Linked DNA regions of Mus musculus: region 2 is linked to region 1. A link is a loop called in an ENCODE intact Hi-C map of the cell type or tissue named here. Cell type or tissue: left cerebral cortex. All regions are shown on one strand. Each heading gives the region's core, and the rest is flanking DNA. Links, peaks and the distances in the headings are about the cores only.

The links. A loop is a pair of places that touch in the nucleus more often than their neighbours do. Peaks named below come from ENCODE experiments on the same cell type or tissue, not always from the same donor. Only the 100,000 strongest peaks of a DNase experiment are listed, where the experiment ranks them.
Region 2: a loop joins it to region 1, with 2.1 times the contacts of the local background. A loop is called at or near these places in 2 of 42 quality-filtered maps.

What each region holds. Positions count from the first base shown.
Region 1 is chr2:60,112,965-60,123,128 of GRCm38, forward strand. The region is part of intron 1 of Baz2b (bromodomain adjacent to zinc finger domain, 2B); the gene reads right to left. Among named protein-coding and RNA genes, the nearest start is that of Baz2b, 7.7 kb to the right of the region's middle. In left cerebral cortex, for the core only: no CTCF peak of the experiment used is centred there; DNase peaks (open chromatin) are centred at 5,108 and 6,101.
Region 2 is chr2:59,975,492-59,985,655 of GRCm38, forward strand. Baz2b (bromodomain adjacent to zinc finger domain, 2B) reads right to left here. Exons shown (of 36, transcript NM_001001182.3): 5 at 3,052-3,216; 6 at 1,868-2,061. Among named protein-coding and RNA genes, the nearest start is that of Gm13572, 57 kb to the right of the region's middle. In left cerebral cortex, for the core only: no CTCF peak of the experiment used is centred there; a DNase peak (open chromatin) is centred at 4,502.

The DNA of each region.
Region 1 (10,164 bases), core at 1,354-9,353:
ATCCCTGAAAGATACAGGAGCAGAAATATCAAATGTCAATATCATAAAAGCCATATATCCCAGACCTATAACCAGCATTATACTAAATGAAGAAGAAAAATTAAAGTTCTTAATTCAAAACAAGAGAAGAGGTCTACCATTACCATTTTTAGTCAGCATAGGTGTTACATTTTTAGACAAAACAATAAAGCAAAAGGAAGAGACAGAGGTGATAATGCAAATCAGAAAGGATGCAATCAAGTTATCCCCAGTTGCCTGTCAAGTGTACCACACTGAAAGTCTCTGAAGACTCCACCAGAAAACTCTGGACTTTCAGTTACTACTTTCAGCAAAGTAAAAGAATCTAAAGTCAACACACAAAACTCAATGCCTTTGCTATATGCCAATGCTGAGCATGCTGAGAAAGAAACCGGGAAAGCAATCCTATTTACAGAAGCCTAAAAAACCTAAGAATGAATATAATCAGGCAGATAAAAGACACATGAAAATTCTAGGACACTGAGAGAAAATGAAGAAGTCACTGCAGGATGAAAAGCCTAAGATAATCATGGGCGGGAGAACTAATACTGCAAAACCGCCATACTGCCAAAAGTGATCTACAGAAATAATACACTTCCCATCAAAACATAATGACATCTCTCATAAAAATAGGAAGAGGTCATAATATCTACACAGAAGCACAGAAGGTTCCAAATAGCCACATTAACTCTGAACATAAAGAATATATGACCAAGTGGTCAACATATTTAGCCATGAAAGAAATGCAAACAGACCTGCAGTGAGGTTCTAGCTCATCCTGGTCAGAATGCCTTCCACCAAGCAAACAGAAACAAAGGCTGCAAGCTGCAGGAAGGGACTTCTACACTGTTGGTAGGCATGTAAATCACTAGTCATTATGGAAATTACCACAGAGGTTCCTCAAAAAACTAACAGAAAGCATACCACGGGAGCCACCCATGTCACTGCCAAGTACACTCACAGAATCAGTGCCAGCATCGAAGAGCCATAGCTTGATCTCTCAATATCTGCACAGTCAGGCTCCATGTACCAATAAGCTGAGTGAATGAAGAATATGTGGTACATAAATGAAATGATGCATTCTTGAGTTATAAAGAACAGAGTCGTGTCACTTACAGGAAAGTGGCTAGAACTGAGACTGCACTACGTCAAATAAAGTAAACCCAGAAGAATCACCACAGTCTAACTCCTATACGGAATCTAGATGCAAAGCACGCCATGAGACACACTGGGAATGGCACACACCTGTAATCCCAGCAGGCAGAGGCCGAGCTGGGAGGCGGGCTGAGACTCCAAGGCCACTAGAGCTAGCTACACAGTGACTTCCCCGCACTCCTTAAATAAGGCAAGAAAGTGGGCTGGGCATGGTGGCGCAGACATCAGCAGCCCCAAACCAGAAAGGAGACAAACTCAAATCTGATTCTTCAAAAAGATAAAACTAATTGTTAGACGTCAGGCAGTGGTGGGGTAAATCCCTGCACTGGGGAGGTAGAGATAATCGGATCTTGGAATTCAAGGCCAGCCTGACCTGCAGAGCAAGTTCCAGAACAGCCAGGGGTACACAGGGGAACCTGCCTTTAAAAATAAATGAACAAACAAACAAACAAATAAGGCATGGCAGTAGAAGGGGGAAAATCAGTGGGAAGGGTGGATGAAGGAGAGCAAGGGTAACACAGAAGGCCAGATAGCAAGGTGTATCATAGAACTGTGAGAAGCTATCAGGAAATGTGCATGCTTTATAGAATTAACATTAATAAAAACTATGTGAAAACAAGCTTGTTAATCCTGATATACATCTTTCTCACAGGTATACTTCACAGCTGTCAGTTACACACATGTCTGAAATGGGCATTTCCTCAGTAGAGTCACTAAGGGTATTGGGATAAAATCTGAGTATCCAACATCATGACTGCAGTAGCCTTTTTAGTGTGGTTTTTGTTTTGTTTGTTTTGGTGGGTGAGAGATTTTCACGATAGGGCTTCTCCACGTAGCCCTGGCTGTCCTGGAACTTGCTCTGTAGATCAGGCTGCCTCTACCTCCTGAGTCCTGGGAGTAAAGGCATGGAGACCACCACAGCCTGGCTAATATGTTTATTCTTTTTCAAGGTGCTTTATATTCCAAACTTTCTTCTTCCTCACTCACCATGTTCTCTGTGGTCCCCGTGCTCTATGGCCAGCTGACAGGCAGGGACAGAGGAACCCCTGGAAGCCTGGTGCAGGCTAGCCCTATGTATGTGGCACTGACCCAGCGCTCTTATCTCCAGGATGGGTGAGGATCAAGAGATGACACTTGTAGCCATCCTCTGACCTCCACTTGTAGCACATATGTACATATACTCAAATACACACACTTAAAAACCTGAAAATTTGTAAGTTGAAAAACTATTTCACAAAGGTATGAAAAATCGCAAATCAAGGCACTGGAGCCAATGGACACTTGATTTGAAGAAAGTAAATCTCTATAGTCATGAGGCTGAGGGAGGAGAGAGCCAAGTAAAAGACCAGCCTGGACTACCAAAATCTAAATGTGAAATCCTAGTCCCATTCTAGCTGGCCTTTCCCTACCCTCCCGTTTCACACATACCATGAAAACATCTGCATGCGATCCCTCGCACTCCTGCACTTTTGTGGTTTGGCAAAGGCTATAGAGAGGCTTTTTGAAAGGACCAGAAATGAGAGCTGTCACCGTGCCCCAAGCTCTGTCCCCTCCTCCTTGACCAACTGATGGAGAGTATGCATGAGGCTTTGGTACCTTTGTGTTGGAATAGTTGATTACTCTTTCCATTTTCAATGCTATTTCTTAAGTTTTTATTACTTGTTACTTGTCTTATTTTGTATGTATGTATACATGTACATGGATAGAGGTCAAAGGACAACTTAAAGGAGTCACTTTTGTAGATCAAACTCAGGTCATGAAGCTTGGTGACAGGAACCTTTAGCCACTGAGCCATGGCTGACCGTCGAGTTCTCTGTCTAACGGGGTTTCTGGTTTTATTGAAACTGAGCTGGTGCCACTGAAAGTGAGCACTGTGTTTGGCTTGTGTTGTGTCTGTGCTTATGGGTAGCTCTGATTGGCTGCTCAGCTAGTCTGCCTAAAAGAAAGAGAAACACTTCTCAAGTTAGTGCCATCAAATTCCCTTGGAATGTCAGCCTGTCACCAGCCGGGGGAGGAAAGGGCCCTGTGTCTCCTCACTATGCTCACTATTCATTGCAGATACGTGCAGTAGATTAAAAAGAAGAAAAAAAAATTGACAAAAGCAGAGGAGAAGGAAAAAAGGGAGGAACTCGGTTAATCATAAAAAGACCAAAACACCTCTGAGAAAAAAGGCTGCTTGCTCCTGTTCATGGCGTTTAGCGTGCCCTGCACAGTCACACAGGTCCTGAATAGCTCGACTCATTAACCCACTTTCTTCAGAGAAAGCCAGTCAACTCTGAAAGCAGAGGAAGAAGGGAACATTCCCATGATATCATCTTTCTGGTGCAAAAGGTTTAAGTCGAGATAATCTCAAAGTAAGTTGCAAAACTACGCCACGTTTTCCCAGTGGGAGAGCTTTGATGGGTCTGCTTAACAAGGCTTGGCTCCTACAGCCATCCTTTTGTTGGGTCCTTTTCTGACCACAACTCAAAGTATCCGCTGTTCAGTCACTTTTCTTGACCAATTCAGTACTACCTGAACTTTAAAAATTTATTAAAACTTTAAAAATTATTCCAACCAGAAGCCATCTCTCTCGTATTCTGATCTTTCAAAGACTTATTGTGTGTAAACTGGGTGGGGTGATTCGAGTCTTTAATCCCAGTGCTGTGGAGGCAGAGACAGTTAGATCTCTGTGTTTGAGGCCAGCCTGGTCTACAAAGTGAGTTCCAGGATAGCCAGGGCTATACAAAGAAAACCTGTCTTCAAAAGCCAAAGAACATGATGTATTGTGTGTTTGAATGTAGTCACGTATGTATCACAGTCATGCAGGCACGTGTGTGGAGGTCAGAAGGCAACGTGGAGGAAGGAGTTGGTTCCCTTCTTCCACCTTGTTTTGAGGCAGGGTCTCTTGTTTCTGTCATTGTGCTGTGTACTCTATCTTCTGAGAGATTCTCTAGTCTCCATCTCCAGTCTTTCTGTAGGAATCCTGGGATTACATGCCCACTCTATCATGCTTCTTACATGGGATGGCCAAGCTTGCAACGCAAGCACTTTACTCCCTTAGACATCTCCACAGCTTCTGTTCTCAACTCCCATAGCTATCCAAATGCATGCTTAGACAGAGCGCTCAAATACAAACTTTGAGAATTAAAGTTGTTCTGTCTTTATTGTTACTAGAACAGTAAGTACTTAAAATTTCTCTCGTGGCTGATGTTGAGTCCATTCATTTTTTTTTTTTCAAAAGAATGCTGAATTTTGTGTTTTACTGATTTATCTAATCCTTTCTCTTCGCTCCTCACGCTCCTCACAATCACCTGTGTGATGAGAACTGGAAGGCAAAATTCCAAACCTTCATCTCAGCGCAAAGCTCCGGGAAATCTGAGGGAATCTCGGGAAGAAAGCCAGGTTTACAGCCTCCACGACTCCCACAGCCCTGGGAGCAACCCCAGGGCAAAACAAAACAACAACAACAAAATCCTTTTCTCTCCTCTGCTTATTCACTGATGAGACTCTATGGGGCAGAGAAATACCTGAAAGCACAATTGTCCAAAGGGAAAGAAAGGACATAGAATAGTTCACAAAATATTCTAACTGCCTAAAGTTTGTAACTCACAACTGAGATGCAACGCGGTGCCCTTTAATAACCTTTGAATTTATTATTTAGAAAAAAAAAAAAGGACAACATACTACCAGGTAGATTAAACCTGGCCATGTACTCTGCTATATTACCAACATATCCAGTCATTTGTGAAGCCAAGAGAGAGTAAGACACACAGTTAGGACTGTTTCTCAGCCTTGAAGTGTGAGACCTACTTCAGCATTCTGCATGCAAGCACGAGTGTGAAGACACTACCATGTCATGTGGAAAGCTCAGGATAACTGCATCATCACACATCCCTCGGGTATGCATTTATCTTAACACATACAAAGCAATGCGCTCCTCCTTGTCGCCCCGAAAAGGATAAACACACGAGCATTTGCCACGGGTTCCTCCCACTCTGACTGGAAGCTTGGGGTGCTCAGGTTGTTTCCTTTTCTCTACTTAGTTACAAGTGACAGCCACGTACAGGAGGTTAGGAGAGCTGTAGTAACAGGTACCTTTTAGAACGTGTAGGACTGCTCACTGGTCCTTCCAGCAACTAGAGTAGCTGTAGCTGTATAGCCTTCACATTATTCTAACCCAGTTAAAGGCCTGTCAGCTGCCTCTCATCTTGCTTTCACACTACCTACGAGCTAAAAGTACTACCTCCTTTCTACGTAAGAAGACAATATTTTACAAAGTAATTGATAATCTATTGTGTCTCAAACTATTTGTAACTGTTAGTTAAACTATTAGTAAACAATAGAATTCTTAAGTAAAATCAGCTTGGTTTTTTATCTGAACAAAATTATAAAATCTTATTACCCAATATTTTAATAGTTGTATAATTTAGATTTCTTTAGGCAGCTGGCTGGATTTTAGACAAAATTAAATATTTTGCAGATACGATACAACCATTTGTACTTGTTCCGTTCTAAGGTCCTTCGTTTTATTCAGAATTCAACTTAAAGAGATTATTTAAAATGGAAGCTGTTGTGTGTTGCAAACACAGCTAAAATGAAGAGCTTCTGGGGCAGCGGTGACTAGATTTTAAATGCAGGTAGATCAATAAAAAAAAAAAAACCCCACCTCACACGGCCTCCGGGTGGGAGGAATGCTTTATAATAGCTTGCAAATGACTGTGTGCTTGCTGTAACCAGCTGTTCTTAAATTATGAATATGCAACCAATTCACGCTAAAGCCCAATCCCAGCACTGTCTACCGAGAAATCCCAGTAGCTCTGCTTGTTCTCCATGTTAGCTCTGTTAAGGATACAAATAGCAGTAAGCTGCCGAACAAACAGGACCAAACTATTGGCATTTCATGCACTAGGTCCATTATCACAGCAGGGAATGTCAATCATTGTACATTCCTATAACAGCTCACGCAATATGACAATGATCTTGCAGGGTAAAAAAAAAAAAATCAAAATCTCTGCGGCACACTCAAAAGTCCTTCTGACAACCTAGTGCTTCCTCAGCACAGCCAATCAGACAGGCAGGCCTGATCTACAAGAAGACTGCACTAAGCTTGAGACATTTAAAAACATCAATCATAAAAACAAAGACAGGACATTGAATTATACAGTATTAACCTCCAGGGTTTGCATACAAAGACCTTAGATTTATTTATGTCCCAGTGAGTTAAGAGCGCCAGTGCTCTCTTCTTTACACCAAGCTGACTGCCAATTTGATGAACCTCTCTGCCCTCAGCAGGAGTGCACGGTCTTTGATTAATGAGTGCATGTTTGTAGGAAAGTGTTAAGAGGAGAAAACAGAAAGTGGAAAAAAAAAAAGAAAAAGAAAAAAAGAAAAAGCCCACACAATTATGTAGACACAGAAGTGAAGTAGCAGGGCAGAAACTATCTTCAAATCATATGCACATCTTTCTGACATTATAAACCTATACAATCAAAATGAGTAAGGTTTCACATCTATGTATTACCTTTGTTATTATCCTCAGTGCTCAGCAATTTTTATTTAAATGAACATTATTCCAAGGCCAAATTACATGCAAAGCCTTATATAAGAAGTATTTCTAAACAACTTCATTTTCAAAAATATATAATAAAAACAAATATGTGAGATAAAACTATTTCGCCTCATACTGTCATAAACATCTATTAAAAACTAGATGCTTAACTGACATTAAAATTTCATAATGAATAGGAAGTTTTAAGTTTAACTGTTACGTATTTTATAGCTCAAACTCTTTAGTTGTCACAAATCAAACAAAACTCGAGACAGATTTAAAAGTCATATAAATTCATTTAATTTTCCTACTTCCAGCAGATGTTCCGAATATATTACAACTCTCTATGTTTTTTCAAATGAAATTAATATTCTTATTATTCATGTATTATTTTGTTTTTGTTTTGCTTTTGGGTGTTTTGAGACAGGGTTTCTTTGTATAGCCCTGGCTTTCAGACTGTCCTGACCTCAAATCCAGACATCTGCCCTCCTTGGTCCCCCATGTGCTACGATTAGAGGTGTGCACTATCAAGTCCCACCAGCCATAGTTTCTAAGTAACACAAGCAACAGAAACACATGCAAATTCAAGTTTAAACTCATTACAGACTTGCCCAGCATTGTCCTCCCTTAACAATATCATGCTAGTATCTTCTGAAAGAGCAGAGAGTACCTGCTGGAACTACAATACTTCCTCTGACACTGAGCTAAACTTTCATGCATCTTTAAATAATTTTTAATAGGCAACTCAATTCACCATAATTTGGTTTGTGTGACTATCTGGCCTGACAGAGATATCTGTTAAGTAAATACAGTTCTTCAGAAGCTAGACACAGGGCCAGAGAGATGTCTCAGTAACTCGGAGGGCCTGTGTTTAGTCCTAGAACCAATATTGGGTGGCTCAAAAAAGCCTGTACCTCCAGGTCCAGGAAATCTGATTCCTTTGGTCTCTGGGGATGGGGGACCTGCACACACCTGCACAAAATCCTACTCCCAACCCCCCCCCCCCACACACACACACACATAATTAGAAATAATACAAACGAATCTTCTTTTACAATGAGATCCATACGGTTTAATTCAGCAGCATGATTTGCATTTTAAGGAACTTTATGGCTACAATACAAAGACTAGGGTGTTGTACTGCCTCAAGATAACCTCTAACTTTAGTGACAGTAATGCATGACTTCCCTAAAAGACTTATGATCATAAACTTATGATTTCAGACCCCAGAATCACTCAGAGGTGTGTCATACAAGTTGAAAATTTGCTCATATTATACAGGAAGTCATTTTCTGTTGTTTTATTTGAGACAAAGTTTCTCTCTGTATCCCTTGCTATCCTGGAACTCACTCTGTAGTTCATGCTGGCCTCAAACTCAGAGATCCAGAGTGTTGGCATTAAAAGAGTGCCCTGCCACTTTATAGGGAGTCTTTTTTTTTCTTTTTTCTTTTCTACAGGAAGTCTTTTTAATAGGACTTATTTCAGCAAATTATGCCTTCCAATAATCAATTTTACATTTTATGTATATATGTTTTAAAGTATGTTATACTCTTTGAAGAGTTCTTAAATTTTATTCTACTTTAAGATCTAAAACTTTGAGAAAAATTAATAAATATTGGTATTAAAAAGGGTCTCAAAAATAATAAAACACACTGCATTCTGGCACCACCATCAGTTGTTCTCTTTCCCTCCAGTTTTCTTACAAAGCACCTCTGTCTTGTGAGACTAGTAGCCTTTATTCTTACCCTTTGCTCCTTCTTATTTCTCCTCCAACCCACAAAACAGAAAAAGTACAAAGCTCAGGAAAATGATACAGCTGGAATACTAAGTCCCAGTAGAGCTGAAGCCACAGGTAGAAGTGGCACAAGCCTGGGATGCCACCCCAGGGAAGACCCTGGACAGGTCAGCAAGAAACTGCAGTCAGACCCTTCCTCTCAAAACAAACACAACGGATGCAATGAAGGCCCTCGCTACAACAAACGCATGGCTTTAGTTTAAGAAAATCACTAAACAGCTACTAGGAGGAAAATTTGGAACAGGGTCTTATGAATTTTTAGTCTTATGAATTTTGGCCTCGTTAGAAAATTACAAGCAGAATGGTCTACTTTCCAACAATTATTCCCTCTCTGATCACTTCCCACAGTAAACGTTTAAAGAAACATTAAGCCAAATGAGCCAGTATTTATTAAATAAACCACGATATTTTAAGACTTTATTACTCAAAATATTTAATTTTCTGTAATTAAAAAAACCTCCTAAAATACTTACTAGACAATTTGATTAATCCCTCAGGAAATTAAGTATATTAAACAATCACTGAACCCTGATTACATAATTTCTTACAGGGGTCAATTCCACTTTATGACTTTGCTTGCACTGTGCCATGTTTCTTTTTTCTTTTTTCTTTTTTTGGTAGTTTTCTAAGAAAGACTAGTTCAGTCACTCTGAAACTACAATTTCAAAGCCCTTTCTTGTATGAAATCTTTACACCTATGCGTTATCAAGGTCTAATGTGCTACCTTCCACCTACTCAAGGAGATAAGACAGAAACCTTGAACTTCTGAGCAAAGGTGGTATCCCACATCTTGTATAGTAACACAAAAGTAGCAACAAAGACATTAACAATTGCAGTTCAAGCTGGGAGTGACTGTTCTGTTTCAATTCAATGACACCACTAATGGCTTCTTAGCAGCTCCATGAAATCAACCAGCTGTCAAGTTGATGCATCAGAAGGAGCAGCTATGCACTCCCATAAGAACAAGCAACACATCAGGATGTTTGGCAAAACATCTGCTCCTTTACTGCAACTCTATAATAAACATGCAAACAAAGAAATGAGAGAGAGGGCAACACGTTCAGAATTCCTGGCTTTCCCTTACAGCTTGTGTGCATTTTAAATGAGTGGCTTAGATACACGAAAAGCAAATTTCAGCTAAGTCCAATACTTTTTAAGATAGTCTATTCTTTTGAAAAAGCTAAATACACTCTGATTCTTCCAGAGAGACCAGAATCACACAAAATATTTACATTTATAAATAAATAGTAAACCACATTCATCAAGTCAAATCATAGTGTTATGTACAAAACTCAAATATGAAAACTAAAATATATTCTTTTACCTCACACACTATTTAGTAAATGAGGCTGGCAGTATTGTAATCCATGCATTTGCCAAGACTGAGCAGCTAAGACCCCATTTTCACTAGCATAAAGAGTGAATGTGCAAGCTTACCCTAGTCAGTGTATTAGTTTAACCAACAACATTTCAGATAGCATTATCTAGATTTTACAATACGTGCCTAGTTCTATTTTTCTGAAAACCATTACATGAACATACTAAGTTCTGATAAATAACTTCCTATTTTAAAAGCACACAACCTGATTTCCTAAAAAAATAAAACTCTTTGTCACGGTTGCTTAAATATACATTTAGCATTTGCTGCAAATATTTGTAAAATCTT
Region 2 (10,164 bases), core at 1,001-9,000, 140 kb before region 1:
TGTGAATAAGGAAGTCAAAAGCTCGGAATGATTGAATCTGGATGACTTTATCACAGGAGCAAATTAGATACTAATGGTACATCTGAAACCAATTCTATAGCAAAAAAGAGCAATACATGTCAGCAATCTGAACCAAAGAGGGTAACAAAGAATTTTCAAGTAGTTGGCTGGACAAATACACACCAGCCACCTCAGCATGTAGGAGGTGAGGCAGGAGGAGCTCAAGTTCCAGACCAGTGTGGTCCACAAAGAAACACCCTGTCTCAAAACAAAGCAAACAGAGCTCTAAGAATTACCTTGCAATTTTACTTGTAAAAGAAGATGTCCGATGAAAACAATAAAGGGCACCCCTCTAAATAATACAGAGATAGCCGAGAGCCATTTTTCTGCAGGGTTAAGGAGGGCTTCTTCCCCACGCTCCCCATTCACTGAAGGCTAAGCTTCAGATCTGTTGAGAGGAAGTAGCTCTTGCCCACCGGATCCTATGGGCCAAGGCCCTGGCACACAGGAAACACTGTCCAATATAGTGCTCGGGGAACTAGACTGATGTCCTTTTAGCTGGGGTGCCAGAAAAATTATCTAGAAAGGTACCCATTAATTTCTCAGCAAAACTGGCTTATAAACTGCAGCAATGTCAATGAAGTACACTAGACGGTGTACACAATTTGAATTCTCTGTACACCACAGTGTATCTGGATACCACCAGTCAGGAGGCGCTCAGTTGGCAAGGAATTAACCCACCGACAGGATGACCTAAAAGAAACGGTAAATATAACGCTGGACACATGACTCAGTAGTTAAGAGCAGAGCTTGCTCTTCCAGAACACTCAGGTTCAATCCTTAGGACCCACAAGGCAACTCACAACTGTAACTTAGGCCCGGGACCCTGACCCCCTTTTCTGGCCTCCATGTGTACTGCACATGTGTAGACAAACATGAAGGCAAAAAACACCATACACACAGAATTTAAAGAGAGACCGACACAGAGGGAAAGAGAAAGAAAAACTAAACAAGGAACAAAAATCTCCTCGTATAGGACACTGTCCCTAGTCTCTTGGGTTTTTGCTATTGCTCTCTTTCTGACAGGGTCTCTCTCTCCAGCAGCCTGGAATTTGCTATGTAGATCAGGCTGATCCAAGATCAGGACCCTCTCTTAAGAAGGCCTAATGTTACAGCAAAAAGCAAAGCATGAAACAAGGAAGTAAGTGCTCAGAGACAGTAAACTGAAAGCCTGCTTACAGAGACAGAACCTGCTCGATGTGGAAATTGTTCGGTCTACAGGAGTAACTGGTCTACTGAGATTATATGAAATTTCCCATAACAGCACTTTCTTAGCTTTGTTGTATCTAAACTATAGACTCTGGAGTTAACATGTTTGCCTTAAAATTCTGACTCAGCAGAATAATTACTTACAGAATAATTACTTTTTTCCCAGCGTGTTATTTTCCAATGTGTACTAGCACCCACCGAATACACAGGGAAAGTTGAAATCACTATGTACAGCACTTAGAATAGAGCTGTCATCTAGCATGTCTCCATCAAGTTCCACTGGAGCTGGAGCCTCGCTCAGTGGCATGATGCAAGCTTCGTGTGTGTGTGTGTGTGTGTGTGTGTGTGTGTGTGTGTGTGTGTGTGTCCCTAGGTTCAATCCTCACCACTGAAGAACTAAAAGAAACAAAAAGCTTGGCCCATAACTGTTACTACCAATTATATTATTTGTATAGGTCCTCGGGATTTAACTGGCCAAGACATCTAATCAAATGTCAGCACTACACTATAAAAATAGACACTTCTGGAAGCTTGACTTCTAAAATATTTCCCTTATAGAATGCTGCGCTTTGTACTTGTTCTTGAGGAAACAGCTTACCTTATCTTTGATTCTGTCGGCTCTGGCGTCCACAGGCTGGCTTTTGTTTTGTTCCTGATGACATTTTAGGGTTCCTCCACCTGAGCTTGTGCTTTGGTTCTGTCCCATGGAACTTGAAGCAGGAGTGGCTACTACAGATGCATTGACACCAAGTACTGATGCTGCACTGGTTCCATTAACCGACCCATTTATACCTTGAAAATAAACAGTTTTATATATTGGGACAGTATTTGGCCAGAACAAGGAGTAGGGTATGCATTGTTGTGTATGTGCAACTGTGAGTGAAAAAAGAGTCACGGGGCTGGAGAGATGACTCAGCGGTTAAGAGCACTGACTGCTCTTCCAGAGGTCCTGAGTTCAATTCCCAGCAACCACATGGTGTCTCACAACCACCTATAAGAAGATCTGATGCCCTCTTCTGGTGTGTCTGAAGACAGCTACAATGTACTCATATAAATAAAATAAATAAATCATTAAAAAAAAAAGAAAAAAGATACTCACTAAAAGTGACATAACATTCCTCCACATGAAGGATTCATCATGCATACTGTAGAAACAAGATACAAACTAATGCTCACAATGGGCCTGGGAGGGGTTTATTTTAAAGGGTGAAGAACTGTTGGAGATAAAAATTTTAGAGTATGTTGGAGGGTGGCCAATATGCAACACTATGAACGCAGTAAATTCAACTGAATAATTCACTAGCATTAACCTGAGTGGCTATCATAGACGTTAAACAGACATGTTTAGAAAACAAATCACTTGTAAGCATTGTCTGTTTAGAAACACTCAGGGCTAGCTACAACACTGCAACTTCTAAACACTCTTGTAACAATACTTAGAGTCCACAGAGATCCTGATCATTTAAAAGGAAAACACAGTAGTAGGGGAATGGTTTGGATAAACTAAACTCTAGTTCTGCCTAAGAGATAATGACATACCAAGGAAAGAGCTGTAGGACTCGGTTCAGATCCTGGGTAATTCACATCAGTATTTCCTAACACAAGCATTTAACGGTGGTTGCAAAATCAGGAGACTTGAGATATGAAAGGATTGTTATAAGGATCAAGAAAGATGATATAGAAGCAACTATCACAAGGCTGGAAAAATGTTCTTAAAACCAGACTGCTGCAAAGAGGTGTGGGGACAGGTTTCTGGTCCTTCACTCCTGTAGATGTCAGTACCTTTCTCAGGACCATTTCGACTGCTCTTCCCAGAAGTCCTCGAATGGAATGACGAATCGTGATTCTGGGCTGGAGGAGCAAACAGTGGTGGAATTCCCAGTAATGGTGGAAAGAAGGGCGTTCCAGCACGAGAGTGGCCATCTGTGGTTCGCCACCACTCTGCACCTCAAAACCAAGCAGAGCAACAGGAAGGACTGAGTGAGCTGCACAAGTCAGACAGTGGCTATTTGTTGCATTTTATTGCAGAAACAATGTTTCAAGTTTCTGCCAAGCTAGAACTGCTCAAGTCACATAGCTCTGAGAATCTTTTCACTGTAAACCTGTAATTTGATTTGTATAATCATCTCCCTTATTATTAGGCCATGATTGAAGAACCTTCCCTTAACTGTTTTCTAGATTCAAGCCGAAAAGGATGTTTTTCACAATGTTAAAAAAAAAAAAAGCTAAAACTTAGAATATATATAAGAAGAACCATTTAACTTCATACATCTATTTATTAAATTAATAAGGAAAAGAATTAAGTCTGTATTTATCTAAGAATTTAGATTTGAAGTTCACATCTGCAGCCTCTTAAGATGTTCCTCCAGTTATATACAGTATCAATCTGGCTTTCACAAATCAGGGAGCAGGGGGGAAATTAATACTATCAGATAAGTCTAGCACATCTCAAATGTATTTTCGGATGAAGTAATTCTACAGCCGAACAAAAACAAACATGTAGAATTAAGTTCTCAAAGAGAATTTCCAAAACACTTAGTTTTTAGTTAAAAATCTAGTCTTACAAAGCTTCAAGCTTTAAAATTTATAAAGACAGCTTGTTTTCCTTTACATTCCTCATGAATTACAGATGATAGTGAATTTTTTATAGTACAAAATAACCAAAATGAAAAAAAAATCATGGAATGAAATTCAGATATTCAAACAGTAGTTCTTCATTAAAACTCTTATGGGGGAGAAAAGCCAATTTTTATAAAATGCATTTTTCAAGGAAGAGTGTAGATGAAAAAGAGATCTGAACCAGGCAGTGGTGGCAAAGGACTTGTCTCACAGGCAGGTGGATCTCCATGATACCAGCCTGGTCTGGAGGCTGAGTTCCGGGACAGCCAGGATTACATAGTGAAACCCTGTCTCAAAAGACAAAAAAAAAAAAAAAAAAAAAAAAAAAAGGGTGGGAGGGAGGAGGAATTTGGTAATCATCCAAAGAACAATCCTGAATTACCACATCCTGGAAACAATCTTCAACAGGCTAATCGGCTAAATTTCAAAGTTAGTTCTCATTCATACAAGTCTCCTAAACATATGGCATTATTTCTTTGACTGGAACAGACACAAGAACATTAGACAAAAACACCCACATCGTGTCAGGAGATTGTACTATAGCATCTTTAAATAAAGTTCTGGAACATGCCTTCATTATGTAAGGGTGAAACGTTCAAGGTCACTGGCATTCCCAGAGGTGTCATGAACAATGTAAGCAAAACACTGCAAAAGCCATTGCTGCAACTGCGGTCATTTAGTGTACGGTACCCTGAAAGCTAGGAACTTGAACCACAACAACTGTGTGAAAACTCCTGTCACTCAACCACTGTCTAGATGCATTTAGATGGGAAAAGAGGGTGTGTGTGTGTGTGTGTGTGTGTGTGTGTGTGTGTGTGTGTGTGTTGGGGGAGGGGAGTATCTACACAGCTCATTCCTATCTGCAGGCATAGGTTTGCAACTTAGTTTCCCCTTAGTTGCTAAAAACTGACTCTGGCTATAATGTATTGTTTACACTTCTAACCCATGTTTTAAGGCCGGACATAAGAATTGGTCAAAAACTTAAGTAGTTAGAGCACAGGTGTGATTGGTATAATCAAGCTCAGAAAAAAATTACAACGTACCTCAGAATGTCAATAGTAAATAGGTACACAGCAGGCATTAGAGAAAAATAATAGGGAAACTGTATGTCGGGAGAGGCCCGCTCAGAGACAAACATATACAATTGGTTAGATAAAGAAAAGGGCCATTTTTGAAGATAAATGTCTGATATTATTTCAAATGAAATTACAACTTTTCAGTGAAAAGTTACACAGATTTCAAATTGAGGAAAATCAGAAACACATTTTAGTCACACAATAACTTCCATACCAAATGGAAGATATTAAACAGGGGTAACATAAGTAGGTGCGAGGTGAACGTCCAAGCAAACTGAAAATCCCAAGAAATGCTGCAGCAGCCACAGCAACCGTTTCCAGGGAGGAGTGCTGACATTTCAGGCTATGCACCAAATCTCACTCTGATCCGCAGTGCATTTATCTCAGAGCCGCTTGGTTTGTTGCACCACGGCTTCACTATTTAGCCCAGGCTGGCATCAAACTTGTGATCTTCTGCCCTCCAGGGTTTACACTCACCTACCTGCATACCTGCCTCTGATACGGCAGAATTTTAAAATCACTCATATATAAAAGCCTGATACAACCCAACACTTCACAGACTATAGCATTAAAATGTAAACACAAGGAATTTCAAATATTTTAAAATGAATTTCATAAAATATTATTTCAATATATAAAAATTAGATTATAGTAATATCCTATATAAGTTTACATTTGTTCTTTGAAATGAAAAATACCTTAGATATATGTATCTTCATAAAAAAAACTATACCTTACTTAAAATTGCTAATAGTATCTATCTTCTTGTGACTTCCTCGTATTTATGGGGAGACTTTTTTCCTGAAGTGTTTACCATTATGAATTATAATTTATATATTTAAGTTACTGTATCAAAGTGTAATTTAAAAGTAGGTTCTCTAAAATCAACCATAATCTCAGCCCATTTTTCAAAGAAGTGTATACACATACACATATGCCTCTGTTTTGTAATTATCTACCCTTCAGCAATCCATAAAATAGAGTGCTGGTGTGTTTCTCCAGAAATTGTTGGTAAATATGTAGGATCAAGAAGCATGTTGCTTCTTTATGTCAGATGTTCTTAAAATACTTTTCACTTATTTGTTGTATATGTGTATGTATACATTCATTCACACATATGTGCATGTACAGGTCAGAGGGCAACTAGAGGGCATAGGTTATCTCTTCGTACCACATGGGTCCCATGAATTGAACTCAGGTCAAAAGGCTTGCAGCAAGCTTTCCCACTGAGCTGTCTTGCTGGCCCTAGGTTGGTTTTTATATTTTGGAAGTACCATCGCATACAAGTTATTTCTTAATACTCATTTGATCACTTTCCAATAATCGGGTTTAATACAGTATTTTAATATAATTTATAAATGTTCAAAAGCAGTACTATAATAAACTATCACAAGACAATAAAAGTACTGAAGGTATCAGTAACTCCATAATTACTGTTAACTATTTAGATTTTATTTCAAGCTCTTTGGTTTCAGGAGGTGGCTGTTGATACTGAATAACCATGTTAGAAACAGAACAAGCCAGGTATGGTGGTGCTCAGGAGGCAGAAGAAAAGGCAGGGAGAGCTGCGTAAGTTTGAAGCCAGCCTGGTCTATATAGAAGAGCTCTAGGGTCTATATAGTGAGAAAAAGTTCAGTTCCTATTAATATATTAAGGAAATGTTATTAAGATTTGGTCAAGACTCTGTCCACTCACAAATCTTCTCCACCATCCCCTCTCTTCAAGGCAATAAAATTAAAGAAATAACATGCGTCCAGAGATAATACTTGAAATCCACAAGTAACCACTTCTATATTCTCTCTATAGTTTCAAAAGATACTTGGGTTTTTAAAAAAGAAGCAGTAGATACCTTGTCAGCCATTAAAGAGGAAAAAATATTGAGTTAGCGATCTGGACTAACGCGTGCCAGACACTGTAGACATCTCTACACACGGTGTCTACTCCAGTCTTTAGGTGGCCCTGGAAAGTGGGCAAGGTTTCAAGTTTACAGGTTTGAATACCCAAGGCTGAGAGGTCAGAGATTTGTCCAAGGCCAGATTTAAATCCAAGTTCTAGCAATTTAAACACTGTCCTAGTAAAACACGCTTCCTTACTGAATGGTAACATTAATCACTGCAGAATACAGTTAGATCCATCCGGACTTTCAGGAAAAGTTGTGTGAGCTCAGCTACTGTGCGTCTGGTCTACAGAATCCCATCTCACACTGGCCCTGGCCATGCACAAGAGCCAACTGCCTAAGTGTAGTGGAAATGTATTCCAAATATGCTTTGGAAACAGTTCTCAAATGGGAAAAAGTACAAAAAATTTAACATTGAGCCTCACCTTCCTAAAAAGTAAAGACACATGAAACCCAAGTCTAGGTCTAGGCTGTAAGGTACTTTTTCCCGGTGCTGGGTGTCTCACCCAGGGACTCATATGTGCTACCCAAGCATTCTACCAGAGGACACTGCCAAGCCAAGTTACATACTTGATTTGAAAATTAGATAATTGGGGGCTGGTGAGATGGCTCAGCGGGTAAGAGCACCTGACTGCTCTTCCAAAGGTCCTGAGTTCAAATCCCAGCAACCACATGGTGGCTCACAACCATCTATAAGGAGATCTGACTCCTTCTTCTGGAGTGTCTGAAGACAGCTACAGTGTACTTATAAATAAATAAATAAATAAATAAATAAATAAATATTTTTAAAAATTAGATAATGGGACTGTTTAGATAATGGATAGTTTAGTCAGTTAAGCACATGCCACAAGTGCGTGAGGAAAGCAGAAAAAGCCAAGCACACACCTGGGAACAGAGAGAAATCTGGAGCTCGCTGGCTGCTCAGTCTCCTGAACCAGAGAACTCCAGATTCAGGGAACCCTATGTCAAAAATCAGCATCAGAGTGACAGGAAGACACTCGACTTCACACTCTGGCCTTCCACAAGTAAATCCCCACATGGGTATCCATGAGAACATACAAACAGACAGAGACACATGAAAATGTACACATGTACATTGAACACACACACACACACTCACACACATACACTCAAAGCTGAGAAGAATTAAAACTGTACACGCACAGTACATTTCTATATCCAATACTTTGGTAAACGAACCAGAAACACTTGCCTTAATTATTCGTTCTAGGACAAGTGAGTATCTAATCGAGTGAGTGCTGCATGCTTTAACACACATATCGAGCTCCGGTTTGCTGCATGTGATAAAACGGAGCCAAATCTTGCCCCAGAGTCTAACACATGCCACTCTGCTGCTCAGTTTAAGAAACAAACACTGCCCGGGTTTTCCCAAGCTTTTCTCCTTTCCTACACCATAAAGGTTGTTTACCTGGAAAAGATGTTAGCTGGGGATGTGCGGCTAAGGCTGTGGGTGTACCAAGTGTCCCCAAACCACCAAATTCTGAATGCCCTGAGCTGGCTGAATGTAGACCAAAGCCTGGGTGGCTGAGCATTGGGAAGGCACTCGGCACTGTGGACAGGTTAAACGGCTGATCCCCAGCTGCTCTGAATAAATGTCCTGGGAGGGGAAAAAAACACACTTAAAGTCGTTCAGATACAACAGACGAGCGTTACCTAATTGCAGCATTCTCGAAGCTTACAAAAATAGCTATTCAATTTTTATATTATATTTTCTTCTTTAAGTTATACTCTTCAAACCCTACAGAATGTTTCCAGAAACACAAAACCATTTTAAGGTTATGAGTAGAAGACCCTCAGTAGTTTGAATTTCAGATGTTAGAACAGATGCCAAGAAAATAATTTTTGTATCTGAACTGAGGAAGTGGTCAGTTTTGTCAATACAGGTACATCAGTGTAACATTACACTCTTTTGTTCTTGAGGAAAAAAAAAAAAGAAATCTAACAATGAAAACCTACGAAACGGACCCAACTCCGTTACCAAGTAATCATTCAAATGATCAGACAGGCACAGAGATGTCACTTTCACGTTCAAAGTCAGAGTTCTGTTCTCTGTCTGACTTTGCGTAGTAGAGCATCCTGATTCCCAAGGCAGCGTGTACCAGTGTAGTCAAATAGTGCCAAAGACAGCACAATTAATACACTTACTAAGGCCTTTCTAAATAAAGTCACAAATCCATTTGTAGTCAGCTGCAGAACAAGAAAAACACTCTTTCCTTTACTCACAGGAAATAATCAGGACACTTTGCCCTCTTACCATGAAAACAGAGTATTAAACCCAGTATTCTAGGTTCTTTAAAGAATTCACTTTGAACGGCAGGGCACACCTTTAATCCCAGGACTCAGGAGGCAGAGGCAGACTGATCTCTGTGACTGGAGGACAACATGGTCTGTGTAGTGAGTTCTAGACCAGCATGAGACCTGGCCTGAAATAAATTAAATTAAGTAATTTACTTTCCATATGAAGATGGTGATACACGTCTGTAACTCTGTATTCAAAAGGTCAAGGCAGGAGGATTCAAAGTTCTAGGCCAGCCTGGGCTGCATAGAGTTCAAGCCTAGATCCCGCTAATTAATGAAACTCTGACTCTTGTAGATGCAGCATAATGGCAGTCAAGGGCTTACCCCAGATTAGGATCTCCCAGGACTCCATAGGAAAAAAGCCCAGACACTCTCTGAATATTACTGGGCTTTAGTGTCCAAGAAGAGCAACGCTCTTGTATTATCTGTGGTCCACCTGTGACCCTGGATGACATTTTTATTAATTGATTAATTAATCCATGAAGTAAATTTAAGTTAAATGTAAAAGGGAATACCTTTGCTTATCATTTAGCTGTCTATCAAATGTTAACTCTGATTTTCTGGTTCTTAAGAGCACAAGGGCAAGGCCTAAGGACTCCACAGACTGTTATGTTTTTAAACGAAATAATGCTAATAGTTTAAAATAAGAATATTCAAAGAAAAAAAGTATATCTTCTACAGGAAGAAGTTTGGATTCTGGGAACTGCTCCAGACGGAAGCAGTAGCTCGTGACCCTGGGAAAGTCTCTGGAGGGCATTTACAAGGAAGGAGGACAAGTCTATAAGACGAGGGAAGAAGGAAGGAACACAAGTGGTTGGGGGAAGTGAGCTTGGGGGCTTGCTTTATTTTTTTCACTTGGTTAGTTTATCAGTTTGTTCTGTTGGCACAGGCTTTCCCTATGTAGCCCTGGTTAGCCTGGAGCATAATATATAAGCCAGGTTAGCCTCCAACTTACAGAGATCTGCTTGCCTCTGCTTTTGAGAG